4 separate regions of the Homo sapiens genome follow, and regions 1, 2 and 3 are each linked to region 4. Evidence: chromatin loops called from intact Hi-C (ENCODE). Cell type or tissue: A673. All regions are shown on one strand. Each heading gives the region's core, and the rest is flanking DNA. Links, peaks and the distances in the headings are about the cores only.

Region 1 (7,719 bases), core at 833-5,832, 260 kb before region 4:
GGCAATGAGTAGTACTTGGGGACTCCTCAGAGCCTCATGGTGGTGAATCAGTGATGTGATTTTTTTGGTGCATCTCATTTCACTGCTTTGGAGATGCTTTTTTCATGAGAGTGGAAACTTGACTTTTCTTGTGTGATCCTGGGTGTGTATGCCTCTGTTAGAGAAAGAGGGGGCATTTATGACTCTGCTCAAGAAACAGAAACAGAATGCTTTAAACACATCTTTGGACCAAGAGGCTTGAAATGCTGTAAAGTTGAGCATCTGATTTATCTGCTTTTCTTTAATCCTAGCTCATGCAATGATTCATTCTCATCGCGATGCTGTATATGGCTTTTAAAACAGAAGATTAGGAATGAATGGGTTTGACTTTGATTTTTAGATACAGTATGATATGTAGTATGTAAGAATTAGCAAGAGTTTAATAAGTAATCAAAGATTGAGGAAAAGTGATAATATCAAGAAGTATATCCATTTCTTTTCTGCTTTTCTAAAACAGTTTCTGTGGGAAAAAAAAGCTACTACAGATAAAAATCTATTTGAAATGGCAACTTGACCTCAGAATGAGAAAATTTGATTTCTCTAGAAATGTGAAATACAGGTTTTTCAAAGACCTCAGTAATGTGTTTCTCCAGACAAGTGTGCTTGAAAGTAGGACCAGAGAAAAACGAAAATACCTCCTCCTCCCCCTCCCCCTTCCCCTCCCCCTTCCCCTCCCCCTTTCTCCTCCTCCTCTTCTCATTTTCCTTCTCCTCCTCCTCTCCTTTTCCTTCTCCTCCTCCTCTCCTCTCCTCCTCTTCTCCTTCTCCTCTTCCTCCTCCTCTTTCTCCCCCCCACCCTTCTCCTACCTGGCTTCCTCCTTCCCCTTTTCTTCCTTCTTAGTTTTTGTTATTTGGTGTTTGTTTGCCTTCACAGAATTCCTTTCTTCATAGTTTTCAGTGTATGTGGGTATTATATGGTACATGTGGCATTATATGGTACATGTGGGTATTATGTTTATGTATAAAAACTCATAGAGAACTAATTAACATAGTAGGTTTCAAATCTCAGTATGTGTGAAAAATCAATCTGAAAAACTCATAAGGATCTACATTTACTTATTTTTTATGAAACTATCCCATCTCATCAAACACGGCCCTTCTCTAGTAATTTCAAGAGTATGTGTAAACAACTACTTTTTACCTCTGTGGATGACTTGGAGATTTTTCCTGTGCTTTGCCTTCTTTTGATGTGTTTGGAGTTCTTCCATTCCTGGTCCTTGATAACTTTGCCTTACTTTTGTTTAGAATTTTTCCTTCTTTCATCATTCATTTTGGTTGCTTGGTACTTTCCTGTCTTCTCTGTTAGCTGGTAATCTCCTCAAGGGCTGTATGCATGTTATTTCTTGCTCCACCTGGAACAATTCCTTGCATCTAGGAAGTATTTCTCTTCAAAGTCCTGAGAAGTATACAACCCATAGCCCTAAAACTCCAGAAGGTTAATGTATTAAAATGGATGATTAAAGTCTCTCAAAACCGAACAATCAAACATCAAAGCAGATAAGCACAAGTCATCTCAATGAGAGAAGTGGAAGAATTAGAAACCGAGTGTGAGCTCGGCTTTAAAGTTCACACACACAGGGGTCATGGGGATAGAAAGGTCACAGAAGAAGTGCAAGCACTCACCTCCTGATATCATTGTTTCCAGGGAGAGTTAGTTTCAGGCATGAAAGTGCAGAACAAATGTAGATGTGAATTAAATTAACAAATGTCTTAGGACATTTGATAGTACTTTGGTTCTCTTTGGAGTTCTGATTGAAGACTTGAGATGACTGTTGCACAGAATTTTAAAGAAATTTGGAGTTGAAACTGTTTCATCACTGTCCGTGATCTTTGAGGATCTATGAAAAATTGGAGAGGCATTAGCAGTCTTGAGATGTCCAAACCTTTACAGAAGACGATAAATCTATGAACCAGAACCGAAGGAAATGGTGTGACATTCCCCTTGCACGCTCTTCTTGTTCCCCCTTCTCTAATGAAAATACTGTTCCGATGGTTTCTCAACAATTAGAAAGCAAAATAGTGACACGAAGTTAGTTAAAAAAAAAAAAAAAGTCATACTTAAATAACCTTAATTCCTTGTTTGGATCAGATTTTTAAGCTAGTAGACTTGCAGAACACTGTAGCTATTATATATCTGCTTATTTTAAAAATGTTGCTAAATGTTCCCAGTTATGTTCTGGTAGATAAGAGGATCATAGGCAGTTGGATGATGTGCTGTTGCTGGTGGTGGATCTAAAACAGGCTGTTCAGCTATACCTGAGAGTAGTAAGTTTTCCAGTAAGGTGCTGTTTCAGTATCTCTTTTACGTGGTAAGGACTTGGCTCATTTGTTTACCACTGAGCTTTCAACTATGAGGACACTCAAAATAGTTGAAAAACTTTTGAATGTTTATAGTAAAAAGGCGACTTCAGTTTTGGAGAGACCAGGCAAAGGAAGAGAGGCAGTGAGAAGCTGGTGTTGGAACCTGAAGGTTTAACACAATGATTTTCAGTCCTGGTTGCACGTTAGAATCACTGCGGGTGTTTTTACAAATACAGATGCTAGGACTTTACCCCACACCAGTTAAATCAGGGGCAGAGCTAGGCATTGTTGTTTCAAATCTCCTCTGGTGATTCTGATATGTAGCCAAGGTTGAGGACCTGTACCTTGTCATCTGTGCAGCTGCAAAAGCTCGGCCCATCCCTCTCCATGCTTTGCCTAGTGCACATAGGGGCAGCTGTGCCGAGCAGCAGCCAAAACAGTAGCCTCTATTCCACTGCTTCCAAGAGACTGCCAGGATGGAATCCTCTGTGCCTCACATCACTGTGTCATATCCCAGGCACTATCCAAAGTAAAAAAACTCCCTGATCATCCACTATGCCTCAGACTGCACCCTCATATTTCTTCTTCCCTTTTGTTTTTAACCATTTGCAAGTATCATGTTTCTTAATGTGTGCCCCACACTGTCCCTTTCCTCCATCCTTTAGGCTCTTTCCATGTGTTCTAGATATAGAACATCATTCTCTGATCAGGAAATTCCTACATATTTTCTACCTCTTCTCTGAGTGTTTACTTCTGCTTTAACAGAAAACTGGCTGTCTCTTGCAGTCCCCCAAGTAACTCATAAATTTATATGTCTGGCCTAGATTTTTCTACTGAGATCCAGACTCATAAATACCAATGCTTCCTTTATGTCTCCAGTTGGATGTTCCCAGACTAAGATCTTTTTCCCAAACAGAACTCTTGATACATTTTGTCTAAATCTTTCATCCTTTAATTTCACTCATTTCAGTAAATGATACCTACATCCACTTAGATGCTAAAATCAGGAAGTAATGGAGTCATCCTTTATAATTTCCGTATCCCAATTCAGTTTATCCTAACAGCCTGTTTGTTCTGTCTTCAAAATACCATTTTCCTTTTTTCCCATTGCTCTTACCAGTACCCTGGTGAGAATAGCCACCAAGTTTCACCCAGAGCCCCACAACAGCTTTCTGACTGCCCTTCCGGCTCCCACTGTGTGCTCCTGCAGGAATTCTCCACACCATAGCGAGTGAGCTGCAGACACAGAAGTTAATCATGCTGTTACCCTTCTTAAGATCTTTCAGTGTTTTTTGTATCAGTCCTTTATGCAGCCCAGAAGGCCCTTCGTGATCTGGCTCCTGTCCTCTCTAGCTCTTCCACCCACACCTCACTAGCTCTATCCTTCTTCCCCCATTTTTTCTTTCCCTTCCTCCTTCTCTTCTTTATTTTTGTTTAACACATCACATTCTCACCCTCTGAGCTTTTGTGCAGGTTGTTCCATCTGCCTGGAATGTTCTTGGTTTATTCTTTTATCTTCCTTTTTTCAGCTTAATCCTTTCCTGTGGAATGTAAAAATTGACCGACCTTCCTTCCTTCCTTCCTTCCTTCCTTCCTTCCTTCCTTCCTTCCTTCCTTCTTTTCTCTCTCCTCTCTCTTTTCTCTCTTTCTTTTCTTTCTCTCTTCTTTTCTCTTTTTTAAGACATGGGCAACTGGACACGGTGGCTCACGTCTGTAATCCCAGCACTTTGGTAGGCCGAGGGGTGGATCATAGTGAGTTCAGGTGTTCGAGACCAGCCTGGCCAACATGGTGAAACCCCGTCTCTACTACAGATACAAAAAATTAGCTGGGCGTGGTGGTGCATACCTGTAATCTCAGTTACTCGGGAGGCTGAGGCAGGAGAATTGCTTGAACCCAGGAGGCAGAGGTTGCAGTGAGCCGAGATTGCGCCATTGTACTCCAGCCTGGGCAACAGGGTGAGACTCCGTCTCAAAAAAAGAAAAAAATATAAAAAGATGTGCATGCTGTGTTGCCTAGGCTGAAGTGCGTGGTACAATCATAGCTTGCTATAACCTTGAACTCTTGGGCTCTAGTGGTTCCCCGACCTCAGCATCCTAAGTAGCTGGGACTACAGGCACGTGCCACCATGCTCAACTATTTTTTAAATTTTTGTAGGGAGAAGGGATTTTGCTGTGTGGCCCAGGCATGTCTCAAACCCCTGGTCAGAAGTGATCTTCCTGCCCCAGCCTCCCTATTTCTTTTATATAGCGTGCTGAGATTTTCCCTTATCACATTTATACCAATGCATATTGTATTCTTTAAAAAAGAACTTATTATAGAAAATAACTAGTAGAGAGCATAGTCATAAACTTCCATGAAGCCATCACCCATCTTCAAACATGGGCAACTCATGACTGATCATATTTCATCTATATTCATTCCCTGCAATTATTTTGAAAGAAAACCCCGGACCTTATATTACTTTATATTAGATTTATTTTTTGAAAGATAAGCATTGTGTTTTAAAACACATGACAATACTATATGATAACATGTAAAAAGTTAAATGTTCCTTAATATCAACTATACAGTATTAAAATACACTTTGTTTGAATCCAGAAAAATTGAGTCTATACATTGCAATGAATTGCAGTTACATGTCAATCTTTTAGTCCATGGGTTACCCCTACCATGCCTTTTTTCCCCTTGAAGTTGATTTGTTGAAGAAACAGATTAATTTCTCCTATAGAGCTTTAGAAGTCTGGATTTTCCTTATTGTTTCCTAATGGTGTTATTTAACTTGTTCCCTTATGCCTTTTAAATAAGTAGTTAGATTTAGACTTGGTCAGAATCTAACTGTTGATAATCTACTAAGTGATTATGGTTAGCAAAATGGTGATATTCAAATTCTGTCTTTCCGTCTTCATTTGTTACATGCAGTGCATCTATAGAGAAACTTCCTCAAATCAACTACAATATTTAATTATACTGAGGTACAGTGTATATGAAAGGGTATGAAAGGGAAGGAAAATGTTTGATATATTCTGTATTTAGAAAGTTTTAAAGTAATGAAATGATTCTGTAATACCCTCCAAAATGACCAATTAGGTTTTTTATTTCATTTTAAAACTTATAAATTTATTTATTTATTTTTATTTTTATTTTATTTTATTATTATTATACTTTAAGTTTTAGGGTACATGTGCACAATGTGCAGGTTAGTTACATATGTATACATGTGCCATGTTGGTATGCTGCACCCATTAACTCGTCATTTAGTATTAGGTATATCTCCTAAAGCTATCCCTCCCCCCTCCCCCCACCCCACAACATTCCCCAGAGTGTGATGTTCCCCTTCCTGTGTCCATGTGTTCTCATTGTTCAATACGGTGTTTGGTTTTTTGTTCTTGCGATAGTTAATGAGAATGATGATTTCCAATTTCATCCATGTCCCTACAAAGAACATGAACTCATCATTTTATATGGCTCCATAGTATTCCATGGTGTATATGTGCCACATTTTCTTAATCCAGTCTATCATTGTTGGACATTTGGGTTGGTTCCAAGTCTTTGCTATTGTGAATAGTGCCGCAATAAACATACGTGTGCATGTGTCTTTATAGTAGCATGATTTATAATCCTTTGGGTATATACCCAGTAATGGGATGGCTGGGTCAAATGGTATTTCTAGTTCTAGATCCCTGAGGAATCGCCACACTGACTTCCACAATGGTTGAACTAGTTTACAGTCCCACCAGCAGTGTAAAAGTGTTCCTATTTCCCCACATCCTCTCCAGCACCTGTTGTTTCCTGACTTTTTAATGATCGCCATTCTAACTGGTGTGAGATGGTATCTCATTGTGGTTTTGATTTGTGGTTTTGATTTGCATTTCTCTGATAGCCAGTGATAGTGAGCATTTTTTCATGTGTTTTTTGGCTGCATAAATGTCTTCTTTTGAGAAGTGTCTGTTCATGTCCTTCGCCCACTTTTTGATGGGGTTGTTCGTTTTTTTCTTATAAATTTGTTTGAGTTCATTGTAGATTCTGGATATTAGCCCTTTGTCAGATGAGTAGGTTGCGAAAATTTTCTCCCATTTTATGGGTTGCCTGTTCACTCTGATGGTAGTTTCTTTTGCTGTGCAGAAGCTCTTTAGTTTAATTAGATCCCATTTGTCAATTTTGTCTTTTGTTGCCATTGCTTTTGGTGTTTTAGACATGAAGTCCTTGCCCATGCCTATGTCCTGAATGGTAATGCCTAGGTTTTCTTCTAGGGTTTTTATGGTTTGAGGTCTAACATGTAAGTCTTTAATCCATCTTGAATTAATTTTTGTATAAGGTGTAAGGAAAGGATCCAGTTTCAGCTTTCTACATGTGGCTAGCCAGTTTTCCCAGCACCATGTATTAAATAGGGAATCCTTTCCCCATTGCTTGTTTTTCTCAGGTTTGTCAAAGATCAGATAGTTGTAGATATGCGGCATTATTTCTGAGGGCTCTGTTCTGTTCCATTGATCTATATCTCTGTTTTGGTACCAGTACCATGCTGTTTTGGTTACTGTAGCCTTGTAGTGTAGTTTGAAGTCAGGTAGCATGATGCCTCCAGCTTTGTTCTTTTGTCTTAGGATTGACTTGGTGATGCGGGCTCTTTTTTGGTTCCATATGAACTTTAAAGTAGTTTTTTCCAATTCTGTGCAGAAAGTCATTGGTAGCTTGATGGGAATGGTATTGAATCTATAAATTACCTTGGGCAGTATGGCCATTTTCACGATATTGATTCTTCTTACCCATGAGCATGGAATATTCTTCCATTTGTTTGTATCCTCTTTTATTTCATTGAGCAGTGGTTTGTAGTTCTCCTTGAAGAGGTCCTTCACATCCCTTGTAAGTTGGATTCCTAGGTATTTTATTCTCTTTGAAGCAATTGTGAATGGGAGTTCACTCATGATTTGGCTCTCTGTTTGTCTATTATTGGTGTATAAGAATGCTTGTGATTTTTGCACATTGATTTTATACCTGAGACTTTGCTGAAGTTGCTTATCAGCTTAAGGAGATTTTGGGCTGAGACAATGGGGTTTTCTAGATATACAATCATGTCATCTGCAAACAGGGACAATTTGACTTCCTCTTTTCCTAATTGAATACCCTTTATTTCCTTCTCCTGCCTAATTGCCCTGGCCAGAACTTCCAAAATTTAAACATACTTTATATCTTTAAATTGCAGGTATTATTTTACTAATGCACAAGTTGTCTAATTTGACAAATGGGAGCCTCTGGAATCTCTTTGACATGCCTCAGTCGTTTTTGTACTTAGATGTTCTGTGTCTGTTTCCTTGGCTAAACTATTGGCTCCTTAAATGGGGGGACTTGTCTATATTGTTTATCCTTCACTCCACACACAGGCTC
Region 2 (7,719 bases), core at 956-5,955, 410 kb before region 4:
TTGATGTGCAACTGGTGCAGGCAAGGGAAGATGAAGGGGGAAGTCTCAGGCAGGAGTTAGAGATGTTTTATAATGATTGGCCGTCTTCTGCTATTAGAGCACAGAATTATGGCTCCTAAAAAAAGACTTGGCTTTTCTGATGATCCCCACTGCATTTAATGGACTAGTTCTGCAAGTATTTACATTGTTTGATGTACTTTATCTTTCCTTTTTACCATCAGTTGAGTTGGAAAGATTTGAGGACACATACAGAAAGAGTGATTTTAGATTCTTTTCTGATACCATTTGGACTCAGAAGTAGGAGAATTTGTGCCTTATTGTGTCTTTTTCTTTTGCTTTTTGATGAGAAGGAGCAGGGAAGTAAAAATCTCAAGAGAGCAGAATCAGTTTTCCGGTCACCAAGCTCATTAAGTTAATATTTACTTTTAAAATGAATGTATTTGCCAGCCCTTCCCACTGTTTGTTTGGGAAGCATTTAACATACATTTGAGAGCCTCTAACTTGTTTCCACCTCCATTGGGTATTTCACTTCTCAGACTGGTGGCGGTGAGTGTGATGCGTGGATCCCAGTTGTAACATCTGTTTCTGTCACTTCAATATTACGTTTATCTTGAGGGTAAAGGAAGGGAAAGAAATGAAGCTAAGGCAATTTTTCCCTGTTTTTCTGTGTCTACTGCACAATATTGATTGAATGATATTTAACATCTCTAGTGCTTTTAAGCCCATTTCAAATAACACAATTGACACATATGTAGGGGTTTAAGGAAACTGGACATTTAAATAAAAGATACAGCCTGAAAACTCAAAGATTACATTTGAAAATCTCTTTCCAGTGTTCCATAAAATGATATTTACAGTTTTTTTGTCTCTTGATACCTGCAACTTTCTAGATGAAAGCTGTTATTTTTCTTTAGGCCTCAGATGAGTATTTTTTCACTATTAAAAATTTTAATGAACATAAAATACTGATTATTTTAACTTCTATAAATATTTAATAACCAAGGTCTTCAGGTACATTGTATCGTAATTTCTGTTGGTTTTTTAAAGCTTGCTGTGTGAGAGAACTGACCGTTATGTTTAATTATTTGAAGGCTGTTTTGGGGAATGTAAAAATTGATACTGAAGGAAAAAAAGAACTGGGTGCGGTGGCTCACACCTGTAATCCCAGCATTTTGGGAGGACGAGGTGGGCGCATTGCTTGAGGCCAGGAGTTTGAAATCAGCCTGGCCAACATGGCAAAACCCTGTCTCTACTAAAAAATACAAAAGTTAGCTGGTGTGGTGGCCCAAGCCCGTAGTCCCAGCTACTTGGGAGGCTGAGGCAGGAGAATCGCTTGAACCCAGGAGGCAGAGGTTGTAGTGAGCCGAGATTGTGACCCTGTACTCCAGCCTGGGTGACAGAGCAAGACTCTCGAAACAACAACAACAAAAACAAATACAGAGAGATATGACTCTTTATTCATGATCTAGTTGACATCCCCTTGCTGTTACAAGTATGTATATTAAATGTTTCTGTAATACATGTCCTACAAGATGATGTATCAATGTATAGTATTTTTGTCTAGTTGGCAACCTGAGAAATATTTATGAGCTTTCAGTGGGACATCTACCACTTCAAGGATCAGCAAGGCACAGACAAGCCACAGGAATTATTAACTCAACAAATTATTAACTTATCAAATTAATTATCTAATTATTAACTCAGTTGACTGGGCTGGGTATTTTTCTTTGAGATTTCTTTTATTTTTGGTGGATCGATTGATTGGCACTGGCATGTCAGGGGCAATGACAATGCTGTCTCTAGCTGAAACTCTGTGCTCTCCAGACGGCGGTGAGTGACGCTTCTCCACCTGAACAACCTCAGAATCTGGGTGTGAGTGGAAAGTGCAAGAGCGCTGGAATCTCCTTCACCCATCTTCCAGCTTGTCCCCGTATCCCTATTTATAATCTGTGTGAGGCCATCTAGTAGTCTCCTTTTCCTTATCTGTACAACAGAGGTAACCCTCTCCACCTGGCAAAGTTGTAAGAATTAATGAAATAATGCTTGTAATTCCTGTAAAGGGTCTTGGCACGGAGCAGGCACCACCGTTTCATAGAGCTGGGCTGTGCCTCTCAAAGCATTGGCACATGCAGTGTGGTGCTGCACGTGACATTTGGGCCATCCTCCACATGAGTCCTCACATCTGTGGGCACAAGCTGAGGGGCACATGGAGACTCCTGGCTTTATGATGGGAACACCAGCAGTCTAATTTTAGGAACCTCCACATTTTAAAGAGGGGGAAACTGAGTCTGTAAAGTCCAAATTTAGGCTTCCTCCTTTTGTTGCCCCACTTCTGCCCATCACAGTGGCCTTGCTATGACCACGTGTTACTGGATCTGGCAGAAAAGGAATGTCCACTGGTGGGGTTTGTATGCCAGGTGGTTTTTGGTGGATGGGAGTTTGCATCCCACAAGACAGTCAGGAGCTCTGCATATGTGAGCACTACTAACTCATGTTTTAGAAGGAAACAGCGTTCACATATGTCACATCTACAGTGTGCATCTGGTCACAGGATTTCCAGAGGTCTATGATGATTACCCCAGATACAGAGGGAGGGAAAATCTCCCTGTACCTCCTCGTTTTTGGGTTGGTGCCTCGCCAGAGGTTTTCTGATTCTTCTTGGTTCCCTTTCTTGTTTGCCTGCATTTGTACTGGCTCATGTTTATTGTCTGGCAGGGGAAGCCCCTTTGTCTCTACTCCATGTGTCTTGTGTTCATGTGTTGAGTAACTGGGGCATTTTCTCCATTGTAGACATCACAGTCTTGGGACCTGTTGTTTGAGCAGATGTTCACATCCTTAAAATACTCTCTTCCCCCTGCAAGACTGTGTAAGGTTCCTGAGGGCAGAGACAGCATTTCTACCTCTCTCTGAATCTCATTCTTTCAGAACAGTCCTTTGCACCTAGTAGGTGCTGAATAAAAGTTGCTTGAGAGAATAAACAGATAATACTTTTGGAGTCTTTTAGGTGAATTTGTTCCCATAATTCAGACTTTTTTTCCTTCCTTCCTTCCTTCCTTCCTTCCTTCCTTCCTTCCTTCCTTCCTTCCTTCCTGCCTTCCTGCCTTCCTGCCTTCCTTCCTTCCTTCCTTTGCCACAGGAATTCACCAACTGTTTATTCATGGGGATGGGATTTATCTTAAATGTTTTTTCTGTATGGACCTTATTTAATTTTCCCAGTAATGTTGGCACTATTATTTCTATTTTTACAGATGGGGAAACGGAAGTTTAGAGAAGTTAAGCAACTAGCACAGGGTCACAGGGCTAGTGAAGCTCCAGAAGTGGAGGTGACCCAGACACGGCCCTCACGCCAGTTTAAGTAGCAGCTGGAGAGACCTGCTGGATTGTTGGCCTTTGAAAGGGAACATTGAAAGTTGCTTGCATTTGATGATGATTGGGTTACATTTACTTGAATTGTGTAACTTTTAAGTTGCAAATTAATGCTAAAAGTGTATTAGGGTAGCCTTAGGCTGTGGGACTAATTGAGAAACGAAGTACAATGGAAGTGCTGCAAGCAAATGGATTTTCCTGCTTAGAGCAGGTATTTACTATTAATCCTGTGGCATTTGCCTTAAGGAGTTGGAGTCTTTCTTAGCTAATTAAAAAGTACCGGTCAGATGTTGAGTGTTGTCAATAATTTAGTGCCTGCATCTTTTTATCCCTGTTGTTTGGAAACTACAATTTGGAATATTCTGTGCACATTTAAAAAAATAAATGACTGTCTGTGTGGTAATGTTTTTGCTTAGTAAATGTATGCATTATCATCTTGAGCTTATGAGTTTTCTGTACTTTTCTTGAAACTTTTATTAGTAGAAAAACTGTCAATCTAACGCGGTGATCTTTCTCTGAAGTCCTCAGCATGCAATTGGGCATAAAAGTTGTGATCCCTGAGCACATGTTTTGGGGTTAATCCTATTCATATTTTTGGTTTTCTTCTTCATTCCCAAGATATATAAAAATTAAAAGCATTTGAGATTGCACATTAGTGCATTGGATTTTTATCTGGGGTGGTCCCTTCTCTAAGTGGGTAGTGGGAGTGTGGAAGGGTGAAGCAATATCTACTAACCTTATTTGTGATTTGGGAGCTAGATTATCCTTTTTCCAAAACATCCTAAGCGAAGACTACCCTGACTGTGTTTTTACTGAAAGCTCTTCCTGTCATTCTGGGTAGTTTATACTGTTTATTTACCTTGTATAAGGAAATTCTTTCTTTACTGTCCCATCTTATCTCAGATCAAAGTTTCCACCCAGGGATCCTACTTAAAAAATATTGTCTGAGACTGCATGTGTTTTCTTTCTTTTTTTTTCTTTTTTTTTTTTTTTAGCACTCTGAGTTTTTGCTCCATCTGCACTCTCTGGTTTTCCGTCCTTCTATTTATGACAATTGTGTAATGAATATTCATAGTTTCCATTATTAATGTAATAGCATGCCATTTGTCAGCTCACTGGCTTTCTCGTATTATATATATATTTTTAAAAATTCTTTTTATTTATTTTAAAATTTTTGTTGTCTTTGTCTTCCGTAATCTTTTTTCTTTATAGAGTTTGTGATCATGTGTTTTTCCTCTAACCCAGACATATACGTAGGTCTAAAACTGCACAGTGCAGGATGTCAAATGGCTTAAAAGGATTTCTGCTGTGACTGAAAGAGTGGATCTGTGCCCTTCTGGGGGTGTAGGCTGACCACATGAATACCAATAATTAGACATCTTTTATTTTAAGAAATGGGCAGCTGTTTCTTTAGTTGAATTTTGATATCTTTATAGTTACTTTGCTTTCTTTAAAGGGCTTTTCTCTGTATATATGCATCTCTTTGGCAGGGTTGATGGCAGACTGGGATACTGGCATGGCAATAGTGGGAAAGAAGGAAGGAAAAAAAGCACAACTGAAAAGGAAAACCTGAAGTGTTCTGAATATTAGATTTTAAGGTATTAGTTGTTTTTTTAAGTTTTCTTTTTCAATTTATTAAAAAGTAGAATATGTAAGTATTGTGAATATCAGGTTTTTTTTCAGTGATTTTAAGGTAAAATTTTCACCGTCTCACACTTGATCAGAAAGTCTAGCAATTAACTTTCCCCTTGAGCATCCTGAGCCATCCCTCAGAGGTTTGATTAGGATGGCAGTTACAGTGGTGATAATGCCTTCCTGGAGTTTTCAAGCCTTTTATTTAAATCAGTGCTTATTATCTCTCACTGTTGTTTTAAAACACAGCTCCTGAACCTGAAAGTCCAGTGAAGATTTCATCTGGAAGGTTGGGTTACTGGGTGTGTGGGATTAGAGGCACAGACTGCTGTCTTCCTCTTTGTCATCATCAGAAGCCCTGAAACCCCTTTTCATGCTTGCTAAGATTAGGCAGGAGTGTCATTGCATATTTATAATACATATTTTGTAGGGCTTCATAGTTTACAAAACAATTTCATATGATATTTCAGTGAATTTTTGCAACAAAACAGCCCTGTGAAGGAGTGGACATGTAGTTTCATCTCTGTTTTGTAGAGGTGGAAATTGTACTCAGGGAAGGTAAGTGCTGTTCCCCAGGCCACAGTCTTCTGTTCTCACAGTGGAGCTTTGTCTGGGACCCAGGTTTCCTGCCCTCTCACCCTCACCCCCTTATTCTGCTTCTCCTGAAAAGGTCAGGATTTAAAGACATTGCATTCAGCATCAGATTAGGGGAGGTATGTGACCTAGAAACCCTAGCAATGTGGATTTCGAAAAGGTAGTTATTTCTTCTATTTCATAACATTAATGACAAATAATGAGTCACTTTCTAATTTTCTATTCAGACAAACGCATTTTGTTCTCTATATTCTGTGTTTCTGTGTTCTAGATTTATGGACCTGAATGCTTAAGTTTACATAGCAGTGAGAAACATAAATCCTATTTTGTATTCTTTAGGTACCTCAAGAGCCAACAGCTCAAACTGTGGAGGCAGTACTGGCAGTTTGGCTAAGAGGAAAGAGAGAGAAGTGGCTAGCAACCATCCCCTGAGAATAGGAGAAAATGAGATATTTCTGACAGTATTACAAACTGGAGCAGAGGTTTGGTGATAACAGGAAGCTGCTTATGAGAAGGATTTAGCATTAGATATGGATTTGAAACTCTGCTCCACCACTTAGTAGCTTTGTTACCATGAACAGACAGTTGCTTAATCTCCCTGAGCTTCAGCGTCCTCATCTGCGAGTGAAGGCTGTGAGGCAGTCTCATATATTATAGGGCGATAAGTCAGGATGCTGGAACCAGCTGCTTGGTGTCATAAACCTGTAGTCAGTCATATCCAGGCTCCAACACTCCTTGGCTATGTGAAGCTTAACATCTCGATGCCTCAGCTTCCTCATCTCGAACAGGAGGATGCTAATAATACTTAGCTCATAGAGTTGATAGGATCACAACAGTTTCAAAACGTGTAAAACACTTAAAACGGCGAATGGCTCATAGTAAATTCTCTACTAAAAGTTAATTGTGTCTGGGCACAGTGGCTCATAATCTCAGTGCTTCGGGAGATCAAGGAAGGAGGACTGCTTGAGACAAGCCTGGGCAATATAACAAGACCCCAGTTCTAAAAAATAAAAAAAAACCTGGCCAGGCGTGGTGACACATGCCCATTGTCCTAGCTACTCAGAAGGCTGAGGCAGTGGGATGGCTTGAGTCCAGGAGTGCAAGGCCGAAGTGAGCTGCAATGGCTTCACTGCCCTCCAGCCTGGGCAACATAGCGAGACTCTGTCTTTAAAAAAGGTTATTTTTAAGTGGAATAAGTTACGGTAGTACCTGCCATGTACATTAAGCTTTCAGTTGGTTAGTTTCTTCCTCTCCTATTTAGATGTTTTGAAGTTAAGCCTAATGAAAGCAATTCAAAAACCACTAAAATACATTTATTTTAATATTTGCATCACATTTAATTTGTGTAATTATTGATCTCTTATACCTTGGACATTCATTTTTTAAATGTAGTATTTTAAATGTAATATTTTTGCACTATTAATCACTTAAAATATTGTGTTATATCATGTCTAGGAAATTCATTATAGGCCTTTCTAAGAGAGAAGGCTTTGTGATAAAAGCCAGCTGCCCAGACATTTCCAAACCCTCCTCACCCATCCCCCAGCATGCTACAGAAGCAGCAGGCTGGCAGAGGTCCAGATTTCCTAAGTGATGGGATTGTTCCCCCGGCCAGGAATGAGAGGAATCTGCCTAGATTGGAGATGGCTTTAGCTACTTTGCTTTTCTTCGTACTCGTAGTCTTATTCCCAAACTGAATCTGACCCAGCACCATTTTCCATTATTGGAGATGTTTTAACACTGTGTGTGGAGGTCTTGCTATTTAAACAATGATTTCTGAATCTACTTTTTAATTCCATGGGAGCTTTTCCATTTTTCTTTGTACTATGGAAGAAGAACTATGAGTTAATTTTAATTTATAGTTATACCTCTGCAAATCAATACAATCTTTCTGTGACTTCCACTGGTAGCACCATTCTTGATCTGAGGCGAGTATTGGGATTGTGGTTTTACTTTCCCATTTACTTAGAGGCGGGAAGGTTTAGTTATTTGAATGCCTTAGACCAGGAAATTATTGGCTATTGTCAGTGGAATTTGTTTATCTTTTCCACCCCTACATTCCTAGGCTGTGAGAGAACTGGTCATCACTGTGATTGCACCTCAGTTTTTATCAGTTCCTCCCCCAGC
Region 3 (7,719 bases), core at 1,252-6,251, 580 kb before region 4:
TGTTTTTGAGACACGGTTTCGCTTTGTCGCCCAGGTTGGAGTGCGGTGGCATGATCTCGGCTCACTGAAACCTCTGCCTCCCAGGTTCAACCAATTCTCCTGCCTCGGCCTCCTGAGTAGCTGGGATTACAGGTGTGCACTACCATGTCTGGATAACTTTTGTATTTTTAGTAGAGATGGGGTTTTACCATGTTGGCCAGGCTTGTCTTGCACTCCTGACCTCAAGTGATCTGCCTGCCTCGGCCTCCCAAAGTGCTGGGATTACAGGCACGAGCCACCATGCCCAGCCTGATTCCTTGCTTTTTGTCTTTTATGTATCTACTGTAGGGTTTTGCTTTATTGTTACCATGAGGCTTACATAAAATATTTTATAGTTATAACAGTCTATTTTAAGCTGATAATTTAACTTTGATTGCATACAGAAACTCTATACTTTTACCCCACATCATCCACATTTTGTTTTTAGTGTCACAATGTACATCTTTTTATATTTGTATCCCTTAAGAAATAATTATAGCTATTATTATTTTTTAGTAGTTTTGTCTGTTAACCTTCATCTCCTGTGAAGGTATTTTTGTGCATGGGTAGCTATTCTAATTGATGTTTCTATGGAGGGACAAGCACTAGAAAGTCCTATTCTGCCATGTTGCTGATGTCACTTGCTCAATATTTTTTATTATTATTAGCTCAGTTATATTATTTTCTTCATCTAAAAAATATGAATTCAAAACTTTGTATTGGATTTTGATTTTAAAGAATGGTTGAGCTATCCTTGATTTCATTCCACTTGTTCTTGCAAAATCACATAAACATGAATTCCAGTGTTTGCACGTGAATGCATGCATGCATGCATGCATTTGGTGAAGGGAGGAGAGGAGGGCCTAACATTTATTGAACATTACATACCAGACACCTTGCTAGTGTTGTTTATTTTTAATAGTGGAAAAAGCTATAGAGACTATTTCTGAAAATATTTTTGAGGCTAGATATGAAATTTTCAACAGAACTACAAACAATTCTGCTGAAAGAAAGGGCCATCCTCCTGAGGAATTCAAGACTGACTTCAGTCTGGATTTAGATTTAACTTTAAATTCTCTGCTAAAGACATGACCTTCAACTTTTTTTTTCCAAGAAATGTTTTCGACAGCCTGTAAAACAAATTCAACTCACGTGAGAATGTAAATCAAGTTAGGATATGAAATCACATATGTTACTTTCTGGCTCCCTAGAAGTTTGACAGCAGAGTTTAGGTTGCAACAAGCTTCGAGATACCCGAGAAGACCTTTCATTTCAAGGTCTGAAATGATTAAATGATTAAAATTGCTCTTTAATAATTAAACATGCCATCTGTATAAGGCAGAGGGTGACCTTTCACCCATGGTCTCTCAGGCTGTTCTAGAATTTCTGCAGTTGGCACATATGGTATCAGAAATCCATTGCTATTCTTCCTTTGAAATATTAGAAGAGCAGACTTAGAGCAGCTGTTTTTGTGCTGCCAGATTTCATTGAAATGTGGGTTTTAAAAGCCCTTGGCTTGTCATTTTGAGTTAGCTTACCTTAATCACAAATCTCACCATAATATAATTCAAGTGATGCCTGAAACTCAATACAGCAGAACATTTGCTGAACAATGCACTTAGCAATAATAACCAAGCAAAATGTACATTTTTCACTGAAATATCATTTTCATGTTATTTGTGCCCTCAAAAATGTCTAATAGATTATAAATGCTCCTTTTTCCATAACAACAAAATACCAAGGAAACAATCTTGAGTCATCATGCTCTCTTTCCCCAAGTTGGAAATATACAAGAGAATATGACATTTGGAGATCTGCTAGACTATCTGCTTTAGGATTTCAAGACTGATAGTACTACTAAAAAATTGATGCAACCCTGTCATTAAGCCAACTGTAGTAATTAGACTGCAGTTGATGAGTATACTTGTATGTTTGTCTTAAATGTCATATCAGACAACTTCCACAGTTTAGTGATTGACAGTTATAATGGTCAGAACAAAGGAACACCAGTCATCATAAACATAATTTCTCTGTGTCTGGGGGAAGGAGGTATAGACCCTGGCTGTAACAGTACTTGCTAATTAAACTGTAGTATACTGGAGACTTTTAATCTGCCTGCCTTCAACAGGCTGTTTGTTTATTAAAGTTCAACTGTTGGACTACATTCAAGGGCTTTCAGTGTTGACTTTAGTACTACTTTTGAAGATAAACATAACTCTTCACTTTCATTTAAAGCCTTTGTAAGAACTTTTAACGCTGAAAGAAAAGATAAGTGAGCTATTATTATTCTTAAAATATACTTCAAATTTTATTTTTAAAAGGCAAACTGTGGGGATTTTTCTCTTATTATTTAAATTTGTTTCTCATATAAACATATAGCCAGGAATCAGGAAAAATGATCTTGTTTGCTTTATTGTTGTATTTATTGTATTCAGGATTGGAATTTAATGTATTGAATTTCGATGGAATTCATTGGGCATAAGGCATAACATAAAATAGAGTACAGTTGCCATTTTTTCCTCCAGCAAAATTTTAAGTCATGGAGATAAATAATGAGTATTCATTTATTTATTCAAAAATATGTATTTATTAGTTCCTCTTAAGTACATTTTTTTGTGTTGGAATACTTACAACCATGGATGAGACATTTAAGAACTCAATCTGTACATAAAATAGAAGAGAGGACAATTCATTTTGTGAAGGGAAGTTATGCTAACTATTCACTAGCTGCTATGATTTCGTCATGTCCCCCAAAGTTATGTGTTGGAAATTTAATTCCCAATGCAACAATGTTGAGAGGTGGGACCTTTAAGAGGTGATTAGGTCATGAGGGGTCTGCCCTTATGAATGGATTAATGCCATTATCTAGGGAGTCGGTTAGTTATCATGGGAGTAGGTTCCTAATAAAAAGGAGTTTGGCTCCCTTTCTTCTCTCACATGTGTGCTTTCTTCCCCTTCTGCCTTCTACCACGGGACGATGCAGCAAGAAGGCCCTTAACCTTGGACTTTCTAGCCCCCAGAACTGTGAGCCAAATAAATTTCTGTTCATTATAAATTACCTAGCCTCAGGTATTTCACTATAGCAGTACAAAACAGATCAAGACACTGGCTAACCCTCCAAATTCATTCTCCATCCTTCTCTGCCCTACGTCGACCTACAGATTGCATTATCTGAGTTTCTTTGCTCCTCTGACTTTGGGAGAATAGATAGTAGGAGAAGAGAAAGATTTGGGTATTTATTCCCCCTACTCGCTCAGCCAAACTATGTTTCCTTTACCTTATGACCACAGCTTCTTTTGGGCAATCCTTCAGTTCTCTCTGATTTCAGCCCTTCCATTCCCTGCTCTGTCTCTTCAGTTGCAGGGATGGTAATAGCTTCTCTTCGTTGTTAGTCACTGGGTGCTTCACCGTCCTTGGTTATTGTTACTCTTGACACACCTCTGTATTTAGTCCCTTCATTGAATTCTCTTCAATTAACCTTCCTGCTGGGCTGCTTACTGTCACAGACAGGAATATGGAAGGTAAAGGAAGAGAATACAGGGATTTCTTTACCTTCAAATTTTCAGCACGTAGATCGTGATAGATCTGAACAAAGCTACTATCCAGATAAAAAACATGCAATTTCTGTTGCTGCCAACAGATGGCATTAGTAGTCATAGTTGGTTATTTGGGGCCATGAAGTGTTCCGTTCTTGACTCTGTTAGCTGCTTTTCTCTATTTTTAGAAAATGTTTTACAAATATTAACTCCATCCACACCTGATAAATGCAAAACAGTAAGAGTATTGGGAAAAGCTATTTTAGCAGGCATACATTTGTTTATGATAAAGCCAAGAATAGAGATTATTCAAAACAGATGGAAAATAGAAAGAAAAGAACAAAGTTTGCATATGCACAAAGAATGAACTTTTGAAAACAGGAATAATTTTAAAGGGACAGAAAAGCATTGTGTCTAATTGTTATGGACTGAATTTTGTCCTCTCAAAATTCATTTATTGATGGACTAATCCCTAATGTGGCTATATTTGGAGATAGGGCTTTGAGGAGTTAATTAAGGTTAAATGAAGTCACAAGAATGGGGCCCTAACCCAATAGAACTGGTGTCCTTATGGGAAGAGGAAAAGACAACGGGAGTATATGTGCACAGAAGAAAGACCACGTGAGGACACAGCAAAAAGGTGGCCCTCTGTGAGCCAAGGAGAGAAACCTCAGGAGAAACCAACCCTGCCAGCAATTTGATCTTGGACTTTTAGCCTCCAGAGAAGTAAATTTGTGAAAAATAAATTTCTGTTGTTAAAGCCACCCAATCTGTGGGATTTTGTTATAGCACCCCTAGCAGACCAATACACAAACCCGTGGACAGTAATCCCCAAGAGACTAAGTGACTAAAGCAATGAAAAACATAGTATTTGCATGTGTGGCTAAAGGCTCAGTATTAATATCAAATGCTTATTAGCATTAGGAGAGGGCTAGGAACTTGTTCCAAAACTGAAAATGCGGAATGACCCTGGTGGCGTCTCCCATAGCTGACTGGATGGTTATCGATGCTATGAATCCAATTAGGAAAACAGGGGAAAGAACGAATTTGATGGGGAAAATGAGTCTGACTTGGGGCATACTGAGTTTGAGTTGTCTTAAGGACATTCAAGTAGAGACTTCTGAAAGAACTTGGAATATTAGACCAGAATTAAGGTGATAAATGATTTGGGGATAAAAATTCAATTGACACATATGGTTGGGTTTTAGTTTTAGTTTTTCTGAGACAGGGTCCCACTCTGTCACCCAGGCTGGAGTGCAGCATTGTGATCTCGGCTCACTGCAACCTCGGCCTCCCGGGCTCAAGCAATCCTCCCTCCTCAGCCCCCCAAGCAGTTGGGACTATGGGTACCCACCACCACGCCTGGCTAATTTTTATGTATTTTTTGTAGAGACAGGGTTTTGCCATGTTGCCCAGGCTGGTCTCGAACTCCTGGACTCAAGCGACCCGCCTGCCTCAGTCTCCCAAAGTGCTGGGATTACAGGCATGAGCCACAGTGCCTGACCTAAAACATATGTATTGAGCACCTACTGTGTGCTAGGCACTGTCTAATGCTTAGGTTACCTCAGTGAACAAAAGAGGCAAAAACCCCTATCTCATGGAGCTGAAATTCTACTGGACAGGAGAAAGAAAAAAACAAAAAGCAATAACATAATGAGTATGTTATACAGTATTTTAGGAGACAATTCAATGCCTTAGGGCAACAGAGCATGCCAAGGGAATTGGAGATGCTGGTGTGAGGAGGTACAGGTTGCAATATTCTCTAACGTCATTCAGATTAGGTCTCATTGAGAAGATGGCATTTGAACAAAGACTTGAAGGTAAAAGAGGTAGCCGAGGGGCTGTCTGAAAAAAGTGTGGTCCAGGAGAGGGAATAAACACTGTAAAGGCCCTAGGGTGACAGCATGCCTGGTGTATCAGAGAGACAGCAAAGATTCCAGCAAGGCTGTAGCCTAATGAAAGAAGAGGAGAGTAATAGTAGATGATGACAGAGGCACAAGGTGGAGGAGGTGTCAGGTCACTCAGGCTAAGTCTTTTGTAAGGAGTTTGGGTATTACTCTGAGTGAAATGGAAGCTTCCAAATAGAGGTGTTACCAGGTCTTTCATTTTAAAATAATTACTGGCTGCTGTATTACCAATAAGCAGTGAGAAGAAGGAAGGGCAAGGGTGGGAGCAAGGAGACCAGTTGGGGCACAATTGCAGTAACAGAAGAGGAGGTAGAAGTTTGCTAATTCGAAGGTAGAGGTGATTTACTAATGAACTATATGTGGAGTTTCAGAGAATTAAAGGAATCAAGGATGACTTCAAGAGTTTTAAACTGGGAAACAAGAAGGATAAGAAAATGGATTAAAGAAAAGATCATAACTTTCAAAAGTATTGAGATGTTTGTTGCCATCTATTTGCATATGTTGAATAGGCATTCTGATATGTTTGACTGGATATTAGGAGTGAGGTTCAAGCTAAAAATATAAATTTGGGAGTGAGCAGCACGTGGATGGTATTTACAGCCATGCTATTAATTGAGATTACCAAGATAATGAATGTACTTAGAAAAGAAAATCAAGGATTCAGTCGGGGTCACGCCAATAGTAACAGTTCTTGGAGAAAAGGAGCATCCAAAAAACAAGACTGAGTAGGAGCAACCAGAGAAGTAGGAGGAAATTTAAGAGAGCATGGTGAACTGGAAGCCAAGTGAAAAAGATATCAAGGAAGATGGTATGATAAATTGCACCAGATGGTGTTAATAAGTCAAGGAAGATGATGGCTGAGATTTGATCTCCATGTGCTACACTGAGGTTAGCACATGGAGGTCATTAATGTCCTTGACAAGAGCAATTTTGTTTTTTGTGTATCCATTGTATGCTTTTTGGTTTGAGGTTACCACGAGGCTTGCAAATTCTATCTTATAACCCTTTGTTTTAATCTGATAACAACTTTACACTGTTTGCGTAAATAAACAAGCAAAAAGAACACTGATAAAATCTCTACACCTTAACTTTATCCCCCTGCTTTTTAACTTTTTGTTGTTTCTATTTATATCTTATTGTATTGACTATATCTTGAAGTGTTGCAGTTTTTTTTTTTTTTTATTGGTTCATCATTTAGTCTTCCTACTTGGGATAAGAGTAGTTTACACACCACAGTTACAGTGTTATGATATTCTGTGTTTTTCTGTGTTCTTATTTTACCAGTGAGTTTTGTATCTTCAGGTGATTATGTGTTGCTTATTAATGTCCTTTCTTTCTGATTGAAGTACTACTCCCTTTAGCATTTCTTGTAGGACAGGTCTGGTATTGATGAAATCCCTCAGCTTTTGTTTGTCTTAGAAAGTCTTTATTTCTCCTTCATGTTTGAAGGATATTTTCACTGTATATACTATTCTAGGATAAAAGGTTATTTTCCTTTAGTACGTTAAATATGTCAGCCGGGCGTGGTGGCTCACGCCTGTAATCCCAGCATTTTGGGAGGCAGAGGCCGGCGGATCACGAGGTCAGGAAATCGAGACCATCCTGACTAACACGGTGAAACCCCGTCTCTACTAAAAAAAAAAAAAAAAATACAGAAAAAAATTAGCCCGGCGTGGTGGCCGGCGCCTGTAGTCCCAGCTACTTGGGAGGCTAAGGCAGGAGAATGGCGTGAACCCAGGAGGCGGAGTTTGCAGTGAGCAGAGTTCGCACCACTGCACTCTGGTCTGGGCGACAGAGCAAGACTCCGTCTCAACTAACTAACTAACTAACTAACTAACTAACTAACTAACTAACTAACTAAATATGTCATGCCAATCTCTCCTGGCCTGTAAGGTTTCCACTGAGAAAGTTTCGACTTAGAAAAGTCTGTTGTCAAGCGTATTGGAGCTCCATTGTAGGTCATTTGTTTCTTTTCTCTTGCTACTTTTAGGATCCTTTGTTTATCCAAGAGCCATTTTGGTGGAGTGTGGGGGAAAAGTCTGATTGGAGAGGGTTTAAGAGACAGTTGGGGCCAGGTGTGGTGGCTCATGCCTGTAATTCCAGAACTCTGAGAAGCCGAGGTGGGTGGATCACCTGAGGTCAGGAGTTCGAGACCAGCCTGGCCAACATGGTAAAACCCCATCTCCATTAAATACAAAAATTAGCTGGGCGTGGTGGCACACACCTGTAGTTCCAGCTACTCAGGAGGCTGAGGCAGG
Region 4 (7,719 bases), core at 1,010-6,009:
TCCCTGGTGGGTGCATTTTCATCAGGAAGGCTGTTGTACCAGAATGGTTTGGCTCTGTCGTCCTTTTTGGTTTATTATGAATTAAGCAGCCTTCTGTGCATCAGCCAGTGGACTAACCACCATGTAGAGAATTGTTTCTTCGGGGAAATATATTGTGAGTCTCAAACAGCTCTGAATCTGTTGGAACACAACTCCATTTTAGGTGCCAATATTTTGTTTTTGCACTGTGGAATTTTATAGTGGTAAAGGGACAATAAGATGATTGCTGCTAGGCTTTACTTGCTATTTTTGCATGATGTGATTTTCCTTTCTGTATCATGAGCAGAAACCCATAAACAATGCAAATGCTCATCAGTAGGCAAGCAGATGAATAATATTCCCTTTCGATAATCGTCATACAGGAGTTTGGACGAATCTTAGCAATGTAATGTTAAGTGAAAAAAAAATCCCAAAATATTAGATACAGCATTATATCTTGTATGTAAAATTTAAAATAATTAATATTATTTTATAATTGTTATAAGGACAACAAAGTTACCTAAAAAAGAAATGTAGAGAATAATGAACATGATTCAGGATGGAGCTTACTTCACTTGGGGGAGGTCAGGAGATTGCATGGGGCCTTAGCCAAACGATTAGATGTGGATTGTTGTTAAATGACGTAGTGAGTTCATGGGTCCTTATTAAGTTAATTAAAATAAAATTCCCTGCATCAGGTTCAAAGCAAGAAAAAAATAACAAACATGTTCTTTTCTCCTTAGTTAAGGATAAACACTGTTACATTTTCCAGGATGAAATAAGAATAAATCACAAACTTGGTTTTCATAGGAAATATCCATATGGGAATGTCGCTCCTTGACTTTGAAACCAAACAAAGTATGTCCAGTAGGTCAGCAGAAGCACAGCAGCACCTGCTGGGAGAAAAGGAGTCATTTAGCTAGTGAGGTCACCCAGTTGAGCACTCACCTTCCGTCTGTCAGTCTTTGCCGGCCTTGCATACATAAGCCTCTCTTTGTGAGTCAATCGAGATGAATTAACAGTCCTATTAGTAGTCTTTTACCAGACAGCAGGGGGAAGGGCACCTCATAAAGGGTCATACATCCAGGTTGCATCCTGGTTCTGTTCTTCTCTTCCAGGGCACCTAGGCAGGGTCCCCTCTTAGCTTTCATTATTATGTCCTATTTCGTTGGGTTGATGCACACTCATAAAATAATAGGTGTAAAATTGCAAATAGTAAACCAGCTTATGAGAAGTTGTTATTCCTGTAACTAGACATATTTCCCCAGATTTTTCTGTTTACTTCATATACCTTATATGTATAAACTATCCTTGTTGAGTATCATTTACAAATAATATCTTGTAAATGGTAATTTTACTCTGTAGTAGGTTAAATAATGGATACCCAAAGATAGTAAGTCCTTACACCTGGAACCTATAATCCAACCTTATTTGGAAAAATGGGTCTTTGCAGGTGGGATTAAGTTGAGGGTCGTGAAATGGGGTAATTATCGTTGAGTATCCAGGTAAGCCATAAGTTCAGTCATTGATGTTCTTATAAAAGAGAGGCAGAAGGAGATTTGACACAGAAGAGAAAGCAGTGTGAAGAGGGAGGCAGAAATTGGAGTGATGCATCCACAAGCCAAGTAATGCCAGCACCCACCAGAAGCTGGAGGAGGCAAGAAACTGCTTCTCCCCTAAACCCCCCAGAGGGGACAAGGCCCTACTAACATCTTAGTTTCAGCCCATTGAAAACAAGTTTGGCTTCAGGCTCCAGAACTGTGAGAGAGCACATTTCTCGTTTTAAGCCACCAAGTTTGTGTTGTTACAGCAGTCACGGGAAATCAATACATTCATATTAACATATTTTTGAAGATAATATAATTTTCTAAAACACAATTGAGGATGTCAAGCTTTTGAAGTGTTCTGAATCAATTCAATAACTTTGTCGTATTTAATTTTGATGTAACTGAAATGAATATTTAAATTAAAATTTTAAAGCACTACATTTTTCAGGGTAAAGGTTGACAATCAGCACACATTACAGAACAACAAGATGGTGAGCAATTTGGGCATGCCTATGTATCATTTTGACATACGCGTGAGGATTTTCATTGGCCTCAAGTTTGCAGCTGAAGTAAAAGCATCGTGGATGAATTGAGCATTTTTATTATTATGTCCTGCCAGCTTCCAGAAATGATTCAAAACCTCTTGGAGCTACCTAATCTATAAGGCTGTTAAAGGTAGAAGAGCAGGTGCCTAGAGGTGAGCTGTGACTTGCAGAGTGCCAAGCCAGTTTTCCATGCAGTCTTTATCATCAGTGGTAGCTCCTGACACCACAGAACTTGAAATTGCCCTCAACCCTTCCTTTACAAATGCTATTTTAAAGAATAATCTTACATAGGCACTCCAGATGAAGGTGGACCTGTGACCATAACTTCCTCTCCTCTATTCGTGCTTTTTAGGTCGAAAAGTCCAATTAGAATGCATCTTTTAAAGCAGTACTTCTCAAACTTCAGTATGCTTGTAAACCACCTGGGGTTCTTCATGAGCTGTAGATTCTGATTCAGCAGGGAGTGGGACCTGAGCTTCTGCAGGTGGTGGTGATGCTGCTAGTTCATGGACCACACTTTGAGCAGCAGGGCTGTAGCATCTAGTGCTCCTGCTTACAGGTTTCTCCCTGTTTTTCCCTATTTTGAGGCACAGTTTCAGGCAGTCAGGCTGGTTCTGCTGCATTTGCTTGGCAACATCACCTCCCTCCAGCCTCTGCAGCTTCCACCCTTGGGCTGCTGCACGTGCACGTACATTTCCACTGCTGTGGCTCCCACAGTGCACAGTTGGGGACTGAGTCTGAAGCTGTGTCACAATAACATCACTCAGTCTGAAAAGAGAGAAAAGTTGTTGAGATGAGAGTGAAATCCATAAGGGAATCAGGGTTTAGAGAGACAGGGAATATAAAAACAGTAGGAGAACAGGGAGAGGGAAAAGCATGAAAATTTAGTTGGGGAAAAACATTTGAAATGTGCTACTTTCACTGCAGAATTTTCCAGGCACTAAGAGCATTTTCTGGAGTAATTTTAGATTTATTTATTTGTTATCCTCGACTTTCTTTAGCAGCCACCTGCTTGTTGTGTTCATTCATCCACCAATCTTTTGTGACCTTCTGTATACAGGCTGAAAACTTTTTTTAAAAAAATCTCTGAACTGTATAACTAAGTGCTGCAGCCTCTGAGAGACTGTCTAGTTAAATTGGGCCAGACAGTGGTCCCAACCGGGCTGATGTTAGAATCACTGAGGAGGTTTAGAAAATTCTGCATATCTTGCTGCACCTTGGACCAGTTAAATAGGAATTTAGGGGATAGGTCACAGTCATTCGCACTTTTTTCTTTTTCTTTTTTTTTAATCAGTATTTTAAAATATTCCTTAGATGATTCCTGTGTCCAGCCAAGCACCACTAAATGAGACAGTAACCTTCTAGCAGGTGAATTGAACTCATTTTTTAAAAACCCCTAAGAGCTGTTTTTCTGTGTGTGTGTTGCTTCCTATATAAACCTTTGCAATGTTGAAAACTCTACATAATATTTTGGAAACACCCTCTCCTTCAATCCATCACCTGCAGCCAAGCAGCTGATTAAATATTGAAGCTGCTTTCTGAAGCCCTGGCAGCTTTTCATTTTCTCAGTCCAGTGGCTCCCCCTGCTGTCTTTACCAGGTAGAGTTCACTTCTCTACAGAACCTCACTACAGATTCTGCTGCTCCGCAAAACACAACCCAGAATCATAGTATTTTAAGGAAGATTTTCTAATCCCACATCAAGCCTGTATGTTACTGCCAAAAATGAACATTCAGAATACTCTAATCTCTTACCTAGTGGTAGTTTAGGTAAGGCCTAGGGAATGATGGAAGAAAGGAACTATATATATGTAAATAGATAAACTCACACCTGTGTACACACACACACACATACACATACACACACACACACACACACACACACACACACATTGATAGCTTATCTGGCTACCAGAAAAATATTCTGTTAGCCATGTGATTGTGCTGGTTCCCTGCAAAATAATTAGCATTGACACTGTAGAAAGTGGGGAAGGAAAGCTTTCATGACTAACTTCTCTGCCCTCCTTCATCTAATTATACCCTTCCTTATCAACCCACTTCTCCCTGTCTACCCTCTAAGCTGTAATTGCAGCCACATAAAAACAAAAGTAAATATATGGGCATCTGTGTGACCTCATCTTGTCACCCAGACTCTGTTGTATATTACCTCAGGATTAAACTAGTGCACTGTGTCTATGGAGGCAGAATTTGATCCTTATTTTGTCTGAATGCAAAATGCAACCTTAATTCTGCCTAAACCTCATAAAGGTGCTGATTCCATTTTACACAGCTTTTATCGTTAGAATGCCCTTCTTTGCTGTATATCAATATCTTTACCCCATTGGTCCTTGTTGTCATGTGGCTCCGCATAAGTCAGTCTCCCATTCACAATGTAGCACTTAATCTATTCAAAGCGATATCCCAAAACATTTTTTTCTCAACAGCATTTCCAGTCAGCCCAATGGGACATGGGGCACACCCCTCCCCCCACCCCCAACCTTTCTGAATACACTCCACAGAGGACCGTTTATTTTTGTCCCTTGTCACATGTAGCATCTGGTACTGGCACAGCAATCCAGATGTGTTCTGACTAGTATATCATATGATTAAATGATTACATCTGTATGAATTGTTTATTGCTGCATAACATTAACAAAAATGTAGTGACTAAGGCACATTTATCATCTCTCAGTTTCTGTGGGTTGGGATTCCTGGCATGACTTAGCTAGGCCCTCTGCTTCATGGTCTTTTTTTTTTTTTTTTTTTTTGAGACGGAGTCTCGCTCTGTCGCCCAGGCCGGACTGCGGACTGCAGTGGCGCAATCTCGGCTCACTGCAAGCTCTGCTTCCCGGGTTCACGCCATTCTCCTGCCTCAGCCTCCCGAGTAGCTGGGACTACAGGCGCCTGCCACCGCACCCGGCTAATTTTTTGTATTTTTAGTAGAGACGGGGTTTCACCTTGTTAGCCAGGATGGTCTCGATCTCCTGACCTCGTGATCCACCCGCCTCGGCCTCCCAAAGTGCTGGGATTATAGGCGTGAGCCACTGCGCCCAGCTGCTTCATGGTCTTAAAAGGCTGTAATCAAGGTATCAGCTGGGGCAGCAGTCTGACATGAGGGTCGGCTGGAGCTCATGTGGTTCTTGGCAACACTCAGTTTCTTGCAGGCTGTGGAACTAAGGACTCAGGTTCTTGCTGGCTGTTGGCTGAAGCCACCCCCAGTTCCTTGCCTTCAGGCCTTCCCAACGTGGCTGCTTGCTTCCTCAAAGCCAGCAAGGGAGCAAGTCCACTAGCACAATGGCTGTTATCATTGTACACAATATACAGTTGACCTGTGAACAACACAACTTTGGAATTCACAAGTCCACTTAGATGTGGATTTTTTTTCAATTAAAGTTATACCAAATGTGCCTGTCTCTCCTGCCTCCCCTTCTGTCACCTCCATGTCTTCCACATCTGCCCCCCTTGAGATAGCAGGACCAAGCCCTCTTCCTCCTCCTCAGCCTACTCAACATGAAGATAAAGATGAAGACCTTTATGTTTCACTTCCACTTAATAATTAGTAACTACATTTTTCTTCCTCTTGATTTTCCTAATATTCTTTTTTTCTAGCTTACTTTATTGTAAGGATATAGTATATAATAAATATAACATATATATAGTTGGTAAGACTTCTGTTCAACAGTAGGCTATTAGTAGTTAAGTTTTGGGAGAGCCAAGAGTTTTATGGGAATTTTTGACTGTGCATGGGGTTGGTGCCCCAACCCCTGCATTGTTCAAGGGCCAGTTGTAATCTCAGAAGTGATATCTCATCACTTTTGCCATATTCTGTTGGTTAGAAGTTCCTGCTCCCACCCACACTGAAGGCGAAGGTTGTGAACAGCAGGAGGTGGGAATCACAGGGGTGAGCTTAGAGTCAACCCTCCTAATCTCTTTTGACTTCTAGTAGGTGATCTTATAGAAGTTTTTATTCAGCTAAAAACCACAAGTCTTTTTTTATGCAGCTTGCTGCATGCCACCTGTTCCCATCTTGAACGATCAATTAATAGAATCTAAGTACTGGACTTTATGTTTATAGCTATCACATTTTCCTGGTGTTAGGTTCAGCCAGTTGTTCATGCCTTATTAAATATTTTTGAATCCTGGTTCAGCCATCAGAATACTACACATCCCTTCTATTTCACGTCATCTGAAAAATGTAAGACATCCCTTCTGTCTTCCTTCAAGTAACTGATAAAAATCCTGAAGAGGATGATACCTAACATTATACAGAATATACATGTACACCTGCATCACATGTCTTATAGACATACACGTATGTATGTGCATGTGTATGTGTGCGCGCGCATGTGTGTGTTGAATGTGAGGGAGAGAGAGCATGAAAAAAACCTCATTCTGATACTCAAAACCTCCTTCTAGGGTGTGGTCAGGTGGATATGAATTGTTTAACAACATCTGAGCCACATTTCTCAGCCAGCTTCTCCTAGAAGCAGATAGTATAGCTCTTCAAAGCATGGTCTCTCTAGTCACACCAACCTGATACAGGATTCCAGCTGCCCCACTTTCTAGCTGTGCAACCTTGAACAACCAGTTTGTCAGTAAACTGGTTATAAACCTGATATTGCACACATGATATCAATAAAGGATAGCTTATTTTCTTGATGCCTGGCTAAAATCGACATATGCTGGAAGAGCAAAGGTTACTGCCCAGACGCTCTTCTCTGAATTCAGGATGTTGACAAGTTTTGTTTGACCCATCTTATTTAGTTTTTGTTTTAAATTTGAATTAAGTAATTTTTTGTAGAAATTTGAATTAGGTCATAGGATTAAGGTACTTTCACAGGAAATCCAGGTATTCTCCAGTTCCCTTAGTGAAATGAAAGCTACAGCAATACTGGGGTCCTGCACTGTGCATGGCAGCCTCTGGCAGAAGCTGAGCAGTCGCTGCTCTCTGTGGACAGGGCCTTGTCACATTCAGTCCTGCCTTCTTTCTCCCCAGCCCTCTCCCTCAGTCACCTGCCTGACTGCTTCTAGAAGAATTTTAATTTGCATTACCATTCTGCTCCAGGAAGGTAGAGTAAGGTAGGAGGAAAAGCAGAAATCTTGAAACTGAAGACGACTCTCTTCTACTTTTTAAAAAGGTTAGTTTAACATGACTTTTTATTTAATGAAGTCATGATAATTTGTCATTTACAAGGATCCTTCAGGTCTATATAGTTAATTAAACAAATATGTAAGGAGTGCCTACTTTATGTACTTTGATAAAAGGAATATAAAGTAAACAAAAATTTTAAAAAAGACATGACCTCTTTACTTATTAACACTTAGAGTCCAATGAAAGAAATAGACGTTTATCAAATTTTCACAGAAATAAATGTAAAGTTTCAACTGTGACAATTTTTACTAAGAAGCCTACAGTGCTATAATGGTATATTATGGTGATTGTGCCCCAATATGCAGGGGCTTGTCCTGAGAAAAGGATGTTTCAACTCAGAGATGAAAAATGAATCAGGAACTAATCAGGTGGAATGGGCACAGATGTCCAGGCTTTGGAAATACACGTGTAAAGGCCTTGTATCCACACCTAAATCTCATCTTGAATTGTAACTCCCA

The links. A loop is a pair of places that touch in the nucleus more often than their neighbours do. Peaks named below come from ENCODE experiments on the same cell type or tissue, not always from the same donor. Only the 100,000 strongest peaks of a DNase experiment are listed, where the experiment ranks them.
Region 1: it touches region 4 in a loop (7-fold over the local background); 2 of 110 quality-filtered maps call a loop at or near these places.
Region 2: it touches region 4 in a loop (4-fold over the local background); 11 of 110 quality-filtered maps call a loop at or near these places.
Region 3: a loop joins it to region 4, with 12 times the contacts of the local background. A loop is called at or near these places in 68 of 110 quality-filtered maps.

The regions. Positions count from the first base shown.
Region 1 is chr7:90,774,943-90,782,661 of GRCh38, forward strand. All of the region lies in intron 4 of CDK14 (cyclin dependent kinase 14), which reads left to right. Among named protein-coding and RNA genes, the nearest start is that of CDK14, 180 kb to the left of the region's middle. RefSeq lists an enhancer at 2,170-2,229. In A673, for the core only: no CTCF peak of the experiment used is centred there; a DNase peak (open chromatin) is centred at 3,769; H3K27ac peaks cover 4,168 bases.
Region 2 is chr7:90,618,580-90,626,298 of GRCh38, forward strand. The region is part of intron 2 of CDK14 (cyclin dependent kinase 14); the gene reads left to right. Among named protein-coding and RNA genes, the nearest start is that of CDK14, 26 kb to the left of the region's middle. In A673, for the core only: no CTCF peak of the experiment used is centred there; DNase peaks (open chromatin) are centred at 2,902, 3,322 and 4,222; H3K4me3 peaks cover 548 bases; H3K27ac peaks cover 4,932 bases.
Region 3 is chr7:90,451,962-90,459,680 of GRCh38, forward strand. No RefSeq gene overlaps it. Among named protein-coding and RNA genes, the nearest start is that of PTTG1IP2, 14 kb to the right of the region's middle. In A673, for the core only: CTCF peaks have their summits at 3,639 (motif pointing right) and 3,845; a DNase peak (open chromatin) is centred at 3,670; H3K27ac peaks cover 701 bases.
Region 4 is chr7:91,030,978-91,038,696 of GRCh38, forward strand. The region is part of intron 10 of CDK14 (cyclin dependent kinase 14); the gene reads left to right. Among named protein-coding and RNA genes, the nearest start is that of FZD1, 230 kb to the right of the region's middle. RefSeq lists an enhancer at 729-1,263. In A673, for the core only: a CTCF peak has its summit at 3,701 (motif pointing left); a DNase peak (open chromatin) is centred at 3,664; H3K27ac peaks cover 1,580 bases.